Linked DNA regions of Homo sapiens: region 1 is linked to region 2. Evidence: read pairs that join two places in POLR2A ChIA-PET (ENCODE). Cell type or tissue: K562. All regions are shown on one strand. Links, peaks and the distances in the headings refer to the core of each region. The heading gives the core; the rest is flanking DNA. Region 1 overlaps LAMC3 (laminin subunit gamma 3). Region 2 overlaps FIBCD1 (fibrinogen C domain containing 1).

What was found. Peaks named below come from ENCODE experiments on the same cell type or tissue, not always from the same donor. Only the 100,000 strongest peaks of a DNase experiment are listed, where the experiment ranks them.
Region 1: POLR2A ChIA-PET joins it to region 2 with 5 read pairs; 4 of 35 experiments call an interaction of 5 or more read pairs at or near these places.

Annotation. Positions count from the first base shown.
Region 1 is chr9:131,032,489-131,040,488 of GRCh38, reverse strand. LAMC3 (laminin subunit gamma 3) reads right to left here. Exons shown (of 28, transcript NM_006059.4): 4 at 4,157-4,323; 5 at 1,437-1,625; 6 at 1,241-1,358. Among named protein-coding and RNA genes, the nearest start is that of LAMC3, 27 kb to the right of the region's middle. In K562, for the core only: no CTCF peak of the experiment used is centred there; DNase peaks (open chromatin) are centred at 5,778, 6,021, 6,792, 6,952 and 6 weaker places; H3K27me3 peaks cover 7,970 bases.
Region 2 is chr9:130,911,037-130,919,891 of GRCh38, reverse strand. It overlaps FIBCD1 (fibrinogen C domain containing 1), which reads left to right. Exons shown (of 7, transcript NM_032843.5): 5 at 8,004-8,100. Among named protein-coding and RNA genes, the nearest start is that of QRFP, 19 kb to the right of the region's middle. RefSeq lists enhancers at 453-993, 4,895-5,587. In K562, for the core only: a CTCF peak has its summit at 6,732; DNase peaks (open chromatin) are centred at 680, 1,170, 2,039, 4,961 and 12 weaker places; H3K27me3 peaks cover 8,000 bases.

The DNA.
Region 1 (8,000 bases), core at 1-8,000, 120 kb before region 2:
AAAGTGCTTCTGGGCCAGGCGCGGTGACTCACGTCTGTAATCAGCACTTTGGGAAGCCGAGGAGGGTGGATTACTTGAGCCCAGGAGCTTGAGACCAGCTTGGGCAACATGGCAAAACCCCATCTCTACCAAAAAATACAAAAATTAGCCGGGTGTGGTGGTGCACATTTGTAATCTCAGCTACTCAGGAGGCTGAGATGAGAGGATCACTTGAGTCTGGGAGGCGGAGGTTGTAGTGAGTAGAGATCGCGCCACTGCACTTCAGCCTGGGTGACAGAGGAGGACTCCATCTTAAAAAAAAAAATAGAGATAGTGGGCATGGTGGTGCATGCTTGTAATCCCAGCTACTCAGAAGGCTGAGGCAGAGAATTGCTGGAACCGGGGAGGTGGAGGTTGCAGTGAGCCAAGATGGCACCACTGCATTCCAGCCTGGTTGACAAAACAAGAATCTGTCTCAAAAAAAAAAAAAAAAAGCTTCTAAATTTATCATAGGTTTTTGTTTTGTTTTGTTTTTGTTTTTTGGCCATTGTATACTTTCTCAATCAAGTGATGGCAAATGTGTTGGGGTAAGGTCCAGACCCCAGGAGCCCCTGTCCCTCTCTCCCCTCAGCTGTCCCACTAGGTACCAAACTCGGTGCACCCAGATGACACTCAGCCTCTCCCACCCCGCTCCCCACACTGCGTGCCCTGCTATCCAGAGGCCCAGAGAACCCCGAAGGTCAGCCTCCACCTCTTCTTCCTCTTCCACCCCCTGGTCACCATGTCCTATTAGCTCCTCCTTGCACTGGGCTCTGGAATCTGCCCTGCTCTCCCTCTCCACAGTCAAACCCCCATGCAGGCTGCCCAGGCGTTCCTGCTGTAGCCTCCACGCAGCCTCCCCCTCACCCACTCCTGCTTCTCACTGATCCACGGCTCCTCCAGAGGCCTCCCGTGCCCCCCACCCCACCTCAAACACCTGTCCTTCCCCTCTCCCTGCACTTATGCAGCACCTCCTACAGGAAGCCTGCCCTCCACCTGCAAGATCCGCTGAGCTTCCACAGGGCTCAGCCTGGTCTCATTAAGGTCTGTTTTTGTCTCTTGGCCTCTCCAGGAGCTGAGTGTCTCTAGTCTTCACCAGGATTAGGGCGAGGTAGCTGCAGACAGGAAGGGATGGGGAGGGGAGGGACTGCTGACAGCCTGTTCCTCCTGCTTCTTGTCATTCAGTGCAATGTGTCCATACTGGGCCGCCCCTCGCCCTCACCTGCAGCCTCCCTCACTGAGCGAGTGGAACCCGGGCAGACAGCGGTCACACTTCCAGCCAGTCACCGTGGGCTTGCAGGCGCAGGTGCCTGTGTCATCGCACTGGAGGTGTAGGGAGCCTGGGAGAGGAAGGGCACAGGGCAATTGAGGCCAGGAAAGGGAGAGGGTCGGAGGCTGGGGATGTGGAGTCCACTCACCTGCCGACTGGCAGTCACAGGGCTGGCATGGCATCCGCGGGTCCCAGTGATAGAAATTCTCCTGACAGCGCTCACAGTGTGGCCCAGCTGTGTGGTCACGGCAGTGGTGACAGCGCCCGCCGTGGCCTGTGCTGCGGAAGAGCTCCCGATCAAACGTGCATTCCTCGGAGCGGCCACTGCAGTTGCAGGCTATGGGCAGGAGTGGGGAAAGGTGTGTGAGTCCCCTGTGATGTGGTAGGAGGCTGCATCTGTGTCAGTCAGCCTCCCTGTGCTAAATGAGCAGGCAGTGCAAAGAGAAGGGCAAGAGCATGGTCCAGAATGGAGTTCAGGCCCAGCTTGATCAAGGCTAGACATTGATCAATTGATTTTCCAAAACAGGACACTCTTAAGAGCAAAGGGGACACTGTTAGTAAATACACCAAAACAACAGGCAGAAAGAAGACCATCCCAGGCAACAAGGATATACACCCAGATAGATGGGCACCGATCAGAGGCTGGCTGCCTTCTGGAGTGGCAGCTTGGCTCTCTCCAAAATCTCCTGGAGGTCCTCCAAGCCATAATAGTGTGACTCTCACTATTGTGTGAGGTCACTCAGGGGTACAGAAAGCACAAGTCACCTTTCATTTCCCCCATTAAATCATTTTTAAAAGTCTGTGTGCAGGACTGGCTCTGTCTTGGCTCCCAGAGTGAGCTCAGGGGTGGATCCATGAAAGGTGCGGACCCATTTACACCTGCCGCCCTCGTGCTGCCCACAGCCCAGACGGCAAGCAAGCAAACCCCCTGCAGGTGCAGGGCTGAGACAGGAGAGGCTGGGGGCTTTGGGAGCCGAAAGAAGGGGCCCCTGCAGCTGTGCTGGGGTGGTGGGACAAGGCTTCCGAGAGGAAGTCATGGCCGCGCTGAATCTGAAGGCTGAGCAGTGAGGAATAGGCCAGGCAGAGGAAGAGGGGGCGGGAAGGGCGTCGCAGACAGGAGGCGAAAGCCCAGGGGATACCCCACATGCAGAGACAGACGCGTGGCCTGGTGCGGGTGTGCCATGAGGCTGGCTGCAGACGGCATGTCGTGTGATGGCAGGGAAGGAAGGACTTTGTGCAGTGGGGGGCCTGCAGTGCAGGGGCAGTTGTGAAGTCAGAGGCTAGCAGAGCTTGCTCCAGGGAGGCTGGGCTGCCGTGGTCAGTGGACGTTAGCTGGGAGCAAAGGGGGAGCCGTGGGAAGGTTTAAGCAGGGAATAGATGTTACTAAATTTGTCCTTTAGAAAGTCTTGGCCCAGTGCCATGGCTCACGCCTGTGATCCCAGCACTTTGGAAGGTAAGGTAGGAGGACTGCTTGAGCCTAGGAGTGTAAAGACCAGCCTGGGCAACAGTGAGAGCCGAGCTCTATAAAACATTGCTTGGCATGGTGATGTATGTGCCTGTAGTCTCAGCTACTCTAGTGGCTGAGGTAGGAGGAACACGCACCCAGGAATTCGAGGCTGCAGTGAGCTATGATTGGGCCACTGCACTCCAGCCTGGGTGACAGAGTGAGGCCGTGTTTCAAGAAAAGAGCCTTAGCTGCAGTTAGGGGAGGGCTGGGAACAGGGAGAGCAGGGAAGAGGAAGCTTCGGGTGTGCAGGGAGAGGAGGCAGGGCCAGGCCCAAGGCATCGGCTGCAATGGACAGAAGTTAGACAGACTGGAGCGATGTGGATGAGGCGGAATTCAGGGCTCGGGGCTGTCTCAGCTGCGGGTGAGGGTGGGGATGAAGGGTCAAGCCTGAAACCCTGGCTCCCAGGCTGCTGACTGAGAGACAGACGTGACCATGGAGCTGAGGACATGGTAGAAGCAGTCTGGCCTCTGTGTCCCCACCATGGAGACAGCAGCAGGCTGGGACAGTGGAAGCCAGCCAGCACAGCTTCCTTGGCCCCAGGACTCTCTGGTGGAGGCAGGCCAGCGAGGGCAGCTCCTGCAGACAGTGCCCCACCCTCAGAACAAGCCGCCCCCGGCCCAGCCCCAGTTCTGGTCGCCAGTGGCCCAGGCCCAAGAGGACAGCGGGGTCCAGAGGCCAAGCTGCCCGCCCAGCGAGCCTGTGAGTGAAGATGTGTCTCCTGCCAGCAGCACCAGCACCAGCTGGGATCTGGCCCCCAGCAACGGCGGCTGTGCATGGAGAGCCTGGAGGAAACCAGGCTGTCTGGGGACAGGGTGGGGCTTGCAGCCAGTGCCCCAGCCAGAAGGGAAGTCAGTGGGTCCCTGCTCTTGGCCTGTGTCCCTGGAGAAGACATGATGGCATCATCCTCTCTCCAGCGCTTCTCTGAGGTTAGGTGGTCAAAGCCACATCACATGGGGGCTGGGACACCAAAGGGCTGCCTGGGGGCCCGTGGGAGAGGCTGGGTGGGCCATCAGCACCCCCTTGCTTGTTGGGTAGCCTGGTTCCGATTAGCAGCTGGGGTGGGAGCGGTTAACACAAAGAAGCAAGTCGGGGACCTTCCGGCCCTCCCACCACAGGCGCCTCTGCATGGGTAGAGTTGGTCCAGGGAAGCTACTTAGTGGAGGAGAGACTGAGGCTTAAATGCACCCCCTCCCCAGGCTCCCCTTCTGCTCGTCCTTATCTCTGCAGCAGCACAGAGACCCCGAGCTGCCCCCGGGGCGTACCCAGGAGCAGCCCCCACCACGACGTTTTGGGGAGTTCCTTTCCCCGCCTGCAACACCAGCCTCGGGTCCCTGATGCCCTGTGACACTCAGACACTCACGCAGACACTCGTGGGCAGCCTCGGCGGTGCCCCGGGCCCACGGGCGGTCCTGGAAGAAGGGCAGGCAGCGCTCACAGTCTGTGCCGGTGGTGTTGTGCTGGCACCGGCAGGCCAACTGGCCTGCCACGTCGGGGCCGCACTCGCTGGCATGCCCGTTGCACTTGCACCTGGGAAAAGACACAGAGGAGGAAGGGGACCCGCAGGTGCCGGCAGGGCAGACAAGGAGTTAGTCACCAGGTAGCCCCTGTTTGCAGGTGTGAGCCAGACTCCACCCTCAATCTTGGCCCTCACTGAACACCTACTATGTGCCCTGGGGGCAGCAGTAACAGAGAACTGACTGTACTGGTGAGCTCTGGAACAAACCCATTCCATCTTCACCAGCCTGTTACCACCCCCATAGAATGGATGGGTGAACTGAGAGGCACAGAGAAGCTGCCCAAAGCCACCAGCTAGCAAGTGCCTGGCACAGAAAGCTTCTGCCTGGGAGGAGCCCCACCTGGGGGCTGAGAGGGACCCAGGAAGAAGTCACCTTAGTCTCCCAAGTGGAGAGTGGGCCAGCAGTCACACCAGCAATAGGTGTGGAAGGCAAAGGGAACCGCCTCCAGCAGCTATCCCTCAACTGTGTCCGAAAGGGCAGGAAAGAAGGTACCCCAAACAGGGACAGCTCCTGAGTCACTCCAAATCCCCCATGAGTCCACTTCGGATATGGTTTGGATCTGTGTCCCCACCAAATGTGTCAAACTGCAATCCCCAATGTTGGAGGTGGGGCCTGGTGGGAGCTGATTGGATCATCAGGTTGAATTCTCCTGAATGGTTTAGCACCCTCCCCCGTGGTACTGTAGAGTGAGTTCTCATGAGATCTGGTTGTTTAGAAGCGTGTGGCACCCACCCGTCAGCCCCACCCCATCCCCTGCTCTCTTGCTCCTGCTCTGGCCATGTGATGTGCCTGATCCCTCTTCACTTTCCGCCATGATTGTAAGTTTCCTGAGGCCTCCCCAGAAGCCAAGCAGATGCCAGCACCATGATTCCTGTACAGCCTGTGGAACTGTGAGCCAATTAAACCTCTTTTAATAAATTACCATCAGCTGGGCATGGTGGCTCACACCTGTAATCCCAGCACTTTGGGAGGCCAAGGTGGGCGGATCACCTGAGGTCAGGAGTTGGAGACCAGCCTGACCAACATGGAGAAACCCAGTCTCTACTAAAAATACAAAAATAGCCAGGTGTGGCAGCGCATGCCTATAATCCCAGCTACTCAGGAGGCTGAAGCAGGAGAATTGCTTGGACCCAAGAGGCAGAGGTTGCAGTGAGCCGAGATCGTGCCATTGCACTCCAGCCTGGGCAACGAGAGCAAAACTCTGTCTCAAAAATAAATAAATAAATAAATAAATAATCATCTCAGGTGTTTACAGCAGTACAAGAATGGACAAATACGGGGTCTTTGAGAGCAGCCCCGGCCTGTGGCCCCATTCCACACACAGGATCAAGAGACAGGTGGAATCAGGCAGGAACAGGGGTGCCCTGGGAGCCCGCGGCATGCTCGGCAGAGCCTGACCCTGTGAGTGATTGTCCCTGTCCCGACCACTGTCCCTGTCCTGAGCTGCTCAGAGGCCATGGCTTCTGCCCCTGGCCAAGGCAATAGCTTCTCCCTAGAGCCTCACCAGAGGTGGGAGGGACATTAGCGTCCCCATTCCACACATGAGGCATCAGGCTCAGGCCTTGGAACTCACAGATGCTAAGTGGCTGAGCTGGAGCTGAAGCCCGTCCTCATCGACTCCACGTGGACCCTGAGCTCCTGGACACTCCTCTGTGGCCACTCAGTGGCTCCCTTAAGCCACGTTCCACGCTCTGCCCTCTGTGGATGTTGACGAATCACCAACCGCTGTTGCGGCTCCAGGTGCTTTAGCTGATAGCGGACACACTGTGTGGTAGGGCACGTAGCACGGCTTCCACGCAAGGCCCAGTTTAGGCAGGCAGCACCCCAGGGTTTCTTGGGGTGAGGCAGGCGCCAGGCAATCCTGGGGACAGTGGTCACCAGGGAAGTCACAAGGGACTGCCCCTGCCTTGGAGGGGGTGCTGTAAACACCAGCCCTGTGAAGCCCACTGACCCAGGAAAGGAGAGTGAGACTCCACGGGCTCCACTGTGAACACAGGCTGTTGGGGCCACCTGTCCCCTGCCATGAGCAGCCTGCCCCAGCCAGCTGTGGTCTGAGGGTGGTCTGGCTCTGGCAGCTGGAACCCAGATGTCCTCTGGCCCGAAGCCCCCTGACAGGAGGCACTGGAGCTCATGGCCGCCTTCCCCGGGGAGCTCCTCCCACCGACTCACATAAGGGGGCAGGTTGGAGCAGGGGGATCCTCATGGCCACAGGGGCTCTCAGTGACGAGCCTTGGCCTTCTCTGGAGCTCACACACCCAAAGCAGGCATTTGAGCCTCATGCCGCCCCCTTCTCCATCTCTCTAATGCCACCCAAGCGCCTCTGAACTGTGGAGGCCCAGAGTCCAGTGTCATCCCCGCTCCCCACTCCCATGGCCCATGGTTCACACACAGAGCTGCGTTTCCATCCTCAGTCGCGTTCAGACCCACGCGCCCCACACCCCAGCCCTCTGGTCCAAGCTGCCGCCTCCCGCCTCGATTCCTGACATTCGACTTCCTCTCTCCTCCTATCTGCCCCACTTGGCTGTCAGGGGTTTGGGGGTGTTTTAAAAATCTGACTCTGTTACTACCCTGACCAAATCCTTCCACAGCTTCCTCTTGACTTCTGGGTGAGGCTAAACCCGCCCAGGCCCTGACACTCTGCCAACCTCTCCACGCCCACCCGCCTGCCCTCCACCCAGCCACGTTGGCCGTCCCCTAGTCCTCAACCCCAGCCTTCCCACTCTTGGGTCCCATCTGCAGCACCAGCTCCTGTCCTCCCCGACCCCAGGCACACGCTCTCCCTTTCCTCTCCTTCCTTGTCATCCTGGAGCGGGCTGATGTGTTCACTGGGGAGCAATCTGATCAATGTCTGCCATCCCCAGGTGACTGGGGCAGGAACGCACCTGTTTTCCTCTCTCCTTTCAAAGAAACCTGAGAAACACTGACGTGGAAGCTGTTCATGCCTCCCTCGTCCCACAGCCCTCCCTGGGCACCCACTGCCAGGTGGCCATGTGCGAGACAGGCCTTGGGACTTGAGGTGAGAGATGGGCCTCTACCTCCTAGGCAGCCCCTGCTTCCTGGAGGGGACAGATGTTGGAGGAGAAACAAACTGCCCACAGCACTGATGGGTGCTAATGGCGCATAGGACCAGGACCAGGACCAGGACCAGGACCACGGGCCAGAGAGAAGCGCCTTTCTCTAGGCCAGTAACACCCCTATACTAGAAAGGGGAAGGGGGCCGTGGCTCATGCCTGTAATCCCAGCACTTTGGGAGGCCAAGGCGGGCAGATCACCTGAGGCTGGGAGTTCAAGACCAGCCTGACCAACATGGAGAAACCCCATCTCTACTAAAAATACAAAATTAGCCGGGCGTGGTGGCGCATGCCTGTAATCCCAGCTACTTGGGAGGCTGAGACAGGTGAATACCTTGAACCTGGGAGGCAGAGGTTGCAGTGAGCTGAGATTGCACCACTGCACTCCAGCCTGGGCAACAAGAGCGAAACTCCTTCAGAGAGAGAGAGAGCGAGAGAGAGTGAGAGAGAGTGAGTGAGAGCGAGAGAGCAAGAGAGAGTGAGAGAGAGAGAGAGAGAGAGAAAGCGAGTGAGAAAGAGAGCAAGCGAGAGAGAGCAAGAGAGAGAGCGAGAGAGAGCAAGAGAGAGAGACAGCGAGAGAGAGCAAGAGAGAGAGAGCGAGTGAGAGAGAGCGAGA
Region 2 (8,855 bases), core at 492-8,491:
CATTGCATAGTCACTGGCTGGGGTCACACACGTGAGGTCCAGATCAACATGTCCTTCAGCAGGGACTTGGAGTGGCCATGATAGGACCCCATACCTACCTGCTCCGCTCCCAGGCACAGCCAACGTCCCCCAACACCACGGTGCCAAGTGGCCCAAACCCTGTTCTTTGCAGCCCTGTTCTCCGCCAGGTGCTTCCTTTGTGCGAGGTCAGCCAGTTCACATCTGCCTGTAATTGGCTCCCCTGGAAAGGAGCCCCCACATCCCCCCACCTGAGCTCTTTAGGCCGGGAGGAAAATCCTGCCCTCACATGGAGAACGTCAGAGGAGCCCAACAGCAGGCTCAGGCTCAGGGAGGGATGAAGAGCTCCTGGGGCCTCCCCAGGTGCCAGCCTGGACCCCTGTGCCGGGGAGGCTGAGCAGCAGGACCTCGGGGTCCAACAGATGAGATGTTAGCTCCTTCCTACTTGGGCTGCAGCTGCGGCCGGCCCTCCTTGTCCCAGAGGCAGTGGTGGCAGGGGATCTGCTGTGACATTGGTGGGCCACAGTGTCCCCACGCTACTGCCTGGCCCACACCCTGCCTGGGGAATGGTCCTCAGAGCACACACACATTCATAATGGCGAGGTGACCGGTGACCGGGGACAACACCCTCACATTTCCTTCGTTCATCGTGCAAAGAAAGCGTGCCTCCGTGGGGAGCAGTTTGGGTTTTTCAAACTTTGAACAGAAACAGGACAATGCACGTGCAGGGCCCAGCCCCGCGCCCGCCGTGGCTCAGCACCCGAGAAACGGCAGCTTGGCAGTGCTGTGCCAAGAGCCGGCAGGCGCCGACTGCCAAGCCTGGGAATGACGGCAGGGCGCCAAGCCTGGGGGTACCGTTTTCAGTCAAAAACAAGGAGTGGGTCCGATTTCCTTCTGGGCTCAGCAGCTGGCTCTGCAGGGAGGGTGGTGATGTTGGTTAGGCCTACTGTGCGCCGTCCGTTTACGCATTGACTTGATTGCCTCTTCCCCACCGGCCCTGCGCGGGCTTATGCAGAGAGAAACAGACTCAGAAAGGTTCTGCAACCTGTCCGAGGTCACGTGGCCTGTGAGAGGTAGTCAGGATTTGAACTCAGCTCTGCCTTGTTCCTGACTGAGCCCAGAGGCCTCCCTGGGGGCACTGCCCAGAGGTGTCCAGAAAGGAGTTAAGGGAAAGCCAGACTCCTGGGAATGCCGCAGAGCCGCCCCAGGGCTGCCTTTGAAGGGCTGCCGTAGCTCACACATCCAAGTTCTTTGTTCTTTAAAAACATGCATCCTCCTCTGCCAGGACCCCTCTGCCCCCCTCCCAGAATCACCTGATCAGAAAGCCCGGGAGGCTGGGAGAGGCCACAGCTCCACAACCAAGACAGTCCTGTCTGTAACTGGTTTCTGCAGCAGTTTCATCACAGTCTAGGAAAAACCGCAGTTGCTGCTTCCAGGGGGCCGTTCTAAGGCATCGGAGACCCTCTCTCCCAGTCTCATAGGGTTTGGACCCACCCACCCCCCATTCCTTGGGTTTCAGCTCCTCTGCCCAGCTGGCAAGGCTCTGCTTAATGTTCCATTCAGCCAGGCATGTCCTCCTCCAGGGAGCCCTCCCAGATAACCACCTCCAACTGCCCCAGCAGAGGGACTCACTCCTTCTCAGGGTTCCCAGCAAGCTCTGTTGAATGCTGTGCACCAGCACATTTAATTCTCATCAAAACTTTGTGGGTTGAGGCTTTTATAATCCTAGCTTTACAGATGAGGAAACTGAAGCCTGGGGTTTGGAGGAATGTGCCAGGGTGGGAGCTGCTCTGCCCTATGGCTGCTGGCTTGTGCGTCGTCTCTCATGGGGCTGTGAGCTTTGAGGGCCAAGGTCATCCCTGTGAGCCCCGAGCACACACGGGGTGCTGTGCAGGAGCCCTTGTTTTGCAGGGGAGAAGCCACGTATCCTGTTGGCTGGAGTCTGGGTAGAACTCAGGTCTCCTGGGTGCCAGCCCAGGGAGCTCCCTGGGACTGAGCGTGCACTCTCATCCCCACTCCTCTGGCCATCTCAGCCCTGCGCACCTGGGTTGCCCACTCCTCCAAGCCTCAGTCTTCTCATCTGCCTAATGGGAGCACCAGTCGTCCCTCCAGGGCTGTGGCGGGGAAGGCCGTGGTCATCCTCTACGGCACTGGCCGGGTGCTAGGGTGACCACAGAGCCCAGCTCAGTGCTCAGGACGCTAGCTGCATGTTCTGGGCACAGTGGCAAAGCAGCAGCTGGTTGGTCAGGGTCTGTCTGCAGAGGCAGCCCTGGGCGGGATGCAACCTGCGGAGTGTAAGGCTGCAGCGGCCCAGAGGCATCTCCGCCTCCCTCGGTCCCCAGGCCCCATCTGACAACACAGGGCCGTCGGTGGCTGCTGCTGTCTTCCTTCCTCCGCGTCCAGAGCTGTCACTCCTTCCTCCATGTCCAGAGCCGTCACTCCTTCCTTTGAACCCGCCCAGCACCATCTGCAGGACCATGTGGGCCCAGCTCTCCCTTGGCAGAGCCCCTCTAAGCGGCACTTCCAAGGTGCGCCGGGCGGCGGGCTTCTGAGAATCCGCACCAAGAAAACACTCTCTGTCTGTCTTCCCACTCGTGGCATCTGCCCAAGAGGCTGCGGCTGCGGCGAGTGTTTCTACTCAATCGTTTTCCAGCCGGGACCCAAGAGAGACGCCCCCCCGGAGCTGGACCAATTCATATTTTGGCCTGAAAATGAATCAGTAATTTTTGTTTCCCTACCTTTTGCTCCCCGCCTCCATTTTGTTTTGTTTTGTTTTAAGACGAGGTCTCACTCTGTTGCCCAGGCTGGAGTGCAGTGGTGTGATCTTGGCTCGCTGCAACCTCTGCCTCCCAGGTTCAAGTGATTCTCCTGCCTCAGCCTCCCGAGTAGCTGGGATTAAAGGCGCCTGCCACCACACCCAGCTAATTTTTGTATTTTTAGTAGAGATGGGGTTTCACCATATTAGCCAGACTGGTCTCGAACTCCTGACCTCAAGTGATGTGCCTGCCTCAGCCTCCCAAAGTGCTGGGATTACAGGCGTGGGCCACCGCGCCCAGACTCCCCACCCCTTTTTGCCTAGTGGGGATTCACGTTCGGTGGGTGGGGCAGAAAGAAGGGGAAGTGGACGCCTGGATCCTTTCCTTACTTCCTCCCTCTGTCCTCCCATCCCACTGGTCCTCGCTGTGTAATTAAAGCCCTCTGTGCTTGGCCACATCCAGGCATCTGGCGTCACCAAGGTCCAGTGTCGCTGAAGCTGTTTGCCAGAAATACAAAGCCACAGCTGCAGTTTATCCTGGGCTCAGAGTCAGACTAAACATTCCCCCACACGGGAAGCTGGGAGGACCCACCTGACGATCTGGGCCGTGCTCGGCACTTGCACTAGTCAGGCCACGTTGGGCTGTCATTGGCTCGAGGTCGGGGCAGGGTTTCCAAGCCCGAGATCCTAGCACAGGGCCCGGCACAGGCAGTCACTTGGGGTGTGAACCAAGAAATCAGGACAGCCCGTGGCAAAGGCTGTCAGTGGTTCCCAAACTGCGGGCGTACTCCGTGGGTCACTGGCAAAATCAACTGAATGGGTTTGATCAACATTATTTTTTCAATCAAATAGAGTGGAATAGAACATGATAGAAAATATCAGTGCACTAAGGCTGGGCGCGGTGGCTCACGCCTATAATCCCAGCACTTTGGGAGGCCAAGGTGGGTGGATCACAAGGTCAGGTGTTCAAGACCATCCTGGCCAAGATCGTGAAAGCCCGTCTCTACTAAAAATACAAAAAACTTAGCCGGGCATGGTGGCAGGTGCCTGTAATCCCAGCTACTCAGGAGGCTGAGGCAGAGAATTGCTTGAACCTGGGAGGCAGAGGTTGCAGTGAGCTGAGATCGTGCCACCGCACTGCCTGGGTGACAGAGTAACACTCTGTGTCAAAAGAAAAAAGAAAATATCTATGCACGTCCTTCTGCATTAAGCTAAGTCTGGAGTCTGGATGCGTGTGCCTGTGTGGTGACGTCGGCTGCATCTCTCTGGGACATGGTCAGTCTGCAGGTCACTTCTTCAAGGCCAGACCACAGATGTGTCTTGGCGCCTTAAGAGCAGGTCCGCAATCCGTCACTGCACACGTTAAAAGTGCCCACGTTGGCCGACAGTTGCTGCAGTTTATTTTTTTATTTTTTTGAGACAGAGTCTCGCTCTTATCACTCAGGTTGGAGTGCAGTGGCGCGATCTCGGCTCACTGCAACCACGCCTCCTGGGTTCAAGTGATTATCCTGCCTCAGCCTCCCAAGTAGCTGGGACTACAGGCACCTGCCACTATGCCCGGCTAATTTTTGTATTTTTAGTAGAGACGGGGTTTCACCGTGTTGGCCAGGCTGGTCTCGAACTCCTGACCTCAGGAGATCTGCCTGCCTCGGCCTCCCAAAGTGCTGGGGTTACAGGCGTGAGCCACCGCTCCTGGCCAATTGCTGCAGTTTCTAAGTGGGCGTTGATTCGGGCTACCTGGACAGGAGTGCCGGCCGTATGTGGTTTCAGTGTCCTTCCTTGGGCAGAGGCAAAGGCAGGGGGCCAGGTGTGCTCACCCCAATTGATCGGCACCAAGGAGGAGCCCTGGGGGATGGTGGGGTCACTGTAACTGGCACCCAGACTGAGAGGGCAGTGGGAAAGAGGGGGCTGAGGACTGTGGGTGCAGGGACCAGCTCTTGGCACCAGAAGCCTGGGTAGAGGGGCACACTCAAGGCTACAGCCATCCTGGTCAGTGGACCTGCCACCAAGCACGAGTGTGGACATGGTGTCAGGACATTAGCCTTCAGGCGCTGGTGGCAAGGGTAGGTCCAGACTGTCGTGGGACTGAGGGCACAAGATGTAGTCGGCCCCCGCTTTTTGCTGCTCACGGCCGCCTGGCCGCTGGCCAGTGTCCGAGCTTCGGCCCTGTAAGGGTGGGGTGCCTGGGCTCGGGGAAAGGGTTTGGGGAGGGACATGGGCACGCAGAGAGCACGCAGCCCCCGAGCTGAGTCTCGACTGCCCATCATCCCATCAGCTGGGACGCAGGGGCAGGAACAGCCCCTCCTGCCACATCCTGAAGAGTCAGGGCAGGGCTGGGGTCTGGCGAGTTACGTAAATGGCAGCATTGGTTCCAGGCGTCCCAGTGGTGGGAGTGAGCGCTGGAGGCAGAGCCTGGGGGATCCTCTCGGAGGCTGTGGTCTGGGCTACCGGGGCTTCTTGCTCTCATTCTGGATGGTTCCTCTGAGCCTTTAGGAAGAGGCACAGCTGGGCACCTGTACATCAGCTCACCTGCCCCTGGTTGGGCACGCCCACTGGCTGCTGGGGTCTCCCCACTACCCGCACTGTGGCCTACTTCCCTGCATTTTCTGCCCCGCCCAGCAGGCTGACACAGGGCCCAGGACCCTGCCCCTCCTCCAGGGCCACCCTGCTGGGCAGACCTGTTCTCTCCCCAACCTCCAAGTCTGTCCTGCCTCTTGCACGGTTGGGGTCCCCTGAGCACGGGTGTCTCCTCTGTTCCTTTGCCCTAAGGTCCCCAAGGGCAGAACCGTGACCTCGTATCCACTGACTTGGCTTTTGCAGCTGGTGCCTGGCAGGAGATGCTCGGTGGAACATCTGTGTGAATGAGAGGCTGGGACAGACCCCTCGGGAGGGCTGGGGGAGGGTGGAGGCCAGAGTCTGGGAGAGGAGCAGAGGAGGCAGGAGCCCTCGCCCAGGCCTGGGCCTCAGTGCTGTGGCTAGCCACCCAGCTGGCACTTGCTGAACACCTACTATGTGCCAGGCCTGAGCTTATTCTCGGTGGATGGTCATAGCCTGGGAGGAAGGCGTGGCTGTGATCTCTGCTTTACAGACGTGGGTGCTGGGGCCTGGAGAGGTGTGGGGACTTGCCAGGGCTCTCTAAGGCAAAGCTGGGGCCCTGGAACCCAGATCCACAACCACTGGGCTCCCCTGCCTTCAGGAACTCCTTCACCACTGAGCATGCCCAGGTCCCCAGTCCCCAGGGCAGAGGCCCAGCCGACGGCCAATGCCAGCCAGGCATCCCAGGGGGCTTCGGGCCTGCCGGTCCCTCTAGCTCCCCTCCTCCTGCGGAAACAGGCTCCTACTGCCCGCTGCCTTCTCAGGGGAGTGCCTGAGCTTCTGCTAGGATTAGGCCTTTGAAAAGGTGCGTGCTCAGGGTCCCAATATGCGGCCATCAATACGGCTCTCCACCGCTCCTCAGATCTCCCTGAGCCTGATCGAATTTCCTTCCACCCCGAGCCGGTCACTCCTGAGGACTTTCAGATTTCAGAGCTGGGCCAGGTTTGAGGTAGCAAAGCACGAAAAAGGAGGTGTCATCTCCCTCCAGCTCCCTGACGTCAGAGCTGCCCAAACGCCGTGACGGACACGTCCCCGAGGGCTCAGAGCAGGGCTCAGAGCATTGGCAAACGCTCACGCGGCAGACGCCTCGGGTCAGACCGGGCATCCGGGCAGTTCCGAGCGACTGAAATCAGGCTGCTTAGTAATGAAACTGGCAGCTCGCCGGTGCCGCAGCCAGATCTCTAACACATCAGACTCTGACACAGATGGAGGCCGGCCGGGCCGCGGGCGCTGCCTCGGAGAATAAAGCAGGGAGAATAAAGGAGAATAAAGCTTGTTAAACAGAAAGAGGGCTGGGAGGGCTGGGGAGGCCGGCTGGGACGGATTGTCAGCGGATCCTGTAAATACTCCAGGCAGCTCTGGCCCGGGCCAGCGTGGTACTCATTTCAAAGCAATTTAACCGATGGGATTCCTGACTCCCAAATCAAGAATGTTATTAAAATGAACAACAGAGGCAGCCCAGGCGCTCGTTGGTACCCAAGTCACACCCCGCTGACTGTGGGCTCCTCGTCCTCCCCTGAGCCATCGCCTGGACTCCGGTTTCCCAGCACCCCGACCCCTGCCCCAGGCTTGTTTTGGGGAAGGGGAGCTTATTGAGGGACAGGGCTCTGGAGGCCAAGCCTGGGGTGTGTGGGGGGTGCTCTTGGTTCTTAAAAACTGGAGGATAGACTTGGTCAGTTTTGTTTTGACCTGGAAAAAGATTAAGACTCTGCCCCCCCTTTCTTTGACCATTGGGGAAACCGAAGCCCAGAGCAAAGTGCTGGAGATGCCCCCAAAGCCGGCTTTCCTCCACCCCACCGAGATTCCCTTTTTTTTTTTTCAGACAGTTTTGCTCTATCACCCAGGCTGGAGTGTAGTGGCATGATCTCGGCTCACTGCAACCTGCGCCTCCCGGGATCAAGCGATTCTCCTGCCTCAGCCTCCCCAGTAGCTGGGATTACAGGTGCATGCCACCAAGCCTGGCTAATTTTTATATTTTCAGTAGAGACGGGGTTTCCCCACGTTGACCAGGCTGGTCTCGAACTCCTGACCTCAGGTGATCCACCCACCTCGGCCTCCCAAAGTTCTGGGATTACAGGCGGGAGTCACCGTGCCCGGCCCACCCCACTTTTTTTTTTTTTTTTTTTTTTTTGAGAGAGAGCCCAGGCTGGAGTACAGTGGCACGATCATAGCTCACTGCAGCTTTAACCTCCCGGGCTCAAGGGATCCTTCTGCCTCAGCCTCTCAAGTAGCTAGGATTACAGGCATCCACCATCACACCTGGCTAATTTTTAAATTTTTTGTAAAGATGGGGTCTCACTATGTTGTCTCGAACTCCTGGGCTCAGCCTTCCTTGCTGGGATTCCGGGCATGAGCCACCATGCCCGGCCTGGAATTCCTCCCTGAGGAGCCGTCTTGGGGGCCTGTGGGCATTTGGTTAATCCCACCTCGAGCCACCATGAGGCTCTGGAACCTCTGCTGTTTTCCAGGCCCCTGGCCAGGGGCCGTTGCGGGAAGTGGGCAACCAGGCCCCTGCCCTCCCGAGAGGGCAGGTTGGGAGCAGGGTGAGGGGAGTCTCTGGGCGGGGTGGGCCCAGGTGGGCTGCGAGTCCTGGGATGGTCGGTGCCAACGCCCCATCCCCATCTTCCCTTTGCAGGTGTTTCAGCGCCGGGAGGACGGCTCCGTGAACTTCTTCCGGGGCTGGGATGCGTACCGAGACGGCTTTGGCAGGCTCACCGGGGAGCACTGGCTAGGTGAGCACCCCACCCACCATCCGGCCCAGGTGGGCCTCCTCCCCCTGCCTTCCGGACACAGTTGGGTCCCAGCTGCTCCCTGAATGGGTTTGGGCTGGGTTTCCCTGGCCTCGGCACACCTGAGCCAGCTCACAGGTGTCATGCATGAAGGTGACAGGCATTCAGAAGGAATGAGGCCAGACATTGCCAACGGAAGTGTCAGCGTGGGTGGGCTCCCAGTGCTCATAAAGGCTGAGGGTCCCACATGCCCTTGGAGGCCACTTCCTGCCGGGGTCACCCTGGGACCTGCTGGCTGTCCTGAATCAAGCCAGCTTGGGCAGGTGGTCAGCAGCATCCCAGGCAGCAGGAGGACAGAGGAGGACCCGGCCCCACCCTGCCCAAGGGTGCCAGGGACACCAGGCATGGAACTCCCAAGAGTGGCCAGTGGTGCTGAGTGTGTCCAGAATTGGTGGGTTCTTGGTCTCACTGATTTCAAGAATGAAGCTGCAGACCCTCGTGGTGAGTGTTATAGCTCTTAAGGTAGCGCGCCTGGAGTTTTTTTCTTCTGATGTTCGGATATGTTCGGAGTTTCTTCCTTCTGGTGGGTTCGTGGTCTAGCTGGCTCAGGAGTGAAACTGCAGACCTTCACGGTGAGTGTTGCAGCTCATAAAAGCAGCGTGGACCCAAAGAGTGAAAGAACAAAGCTTCCACAGCGCAGGAGGGAACCTGAGCGGGTTGCCGAGGCTGGCTGGGGCAGCCTGCTTTTATTCTCTTAT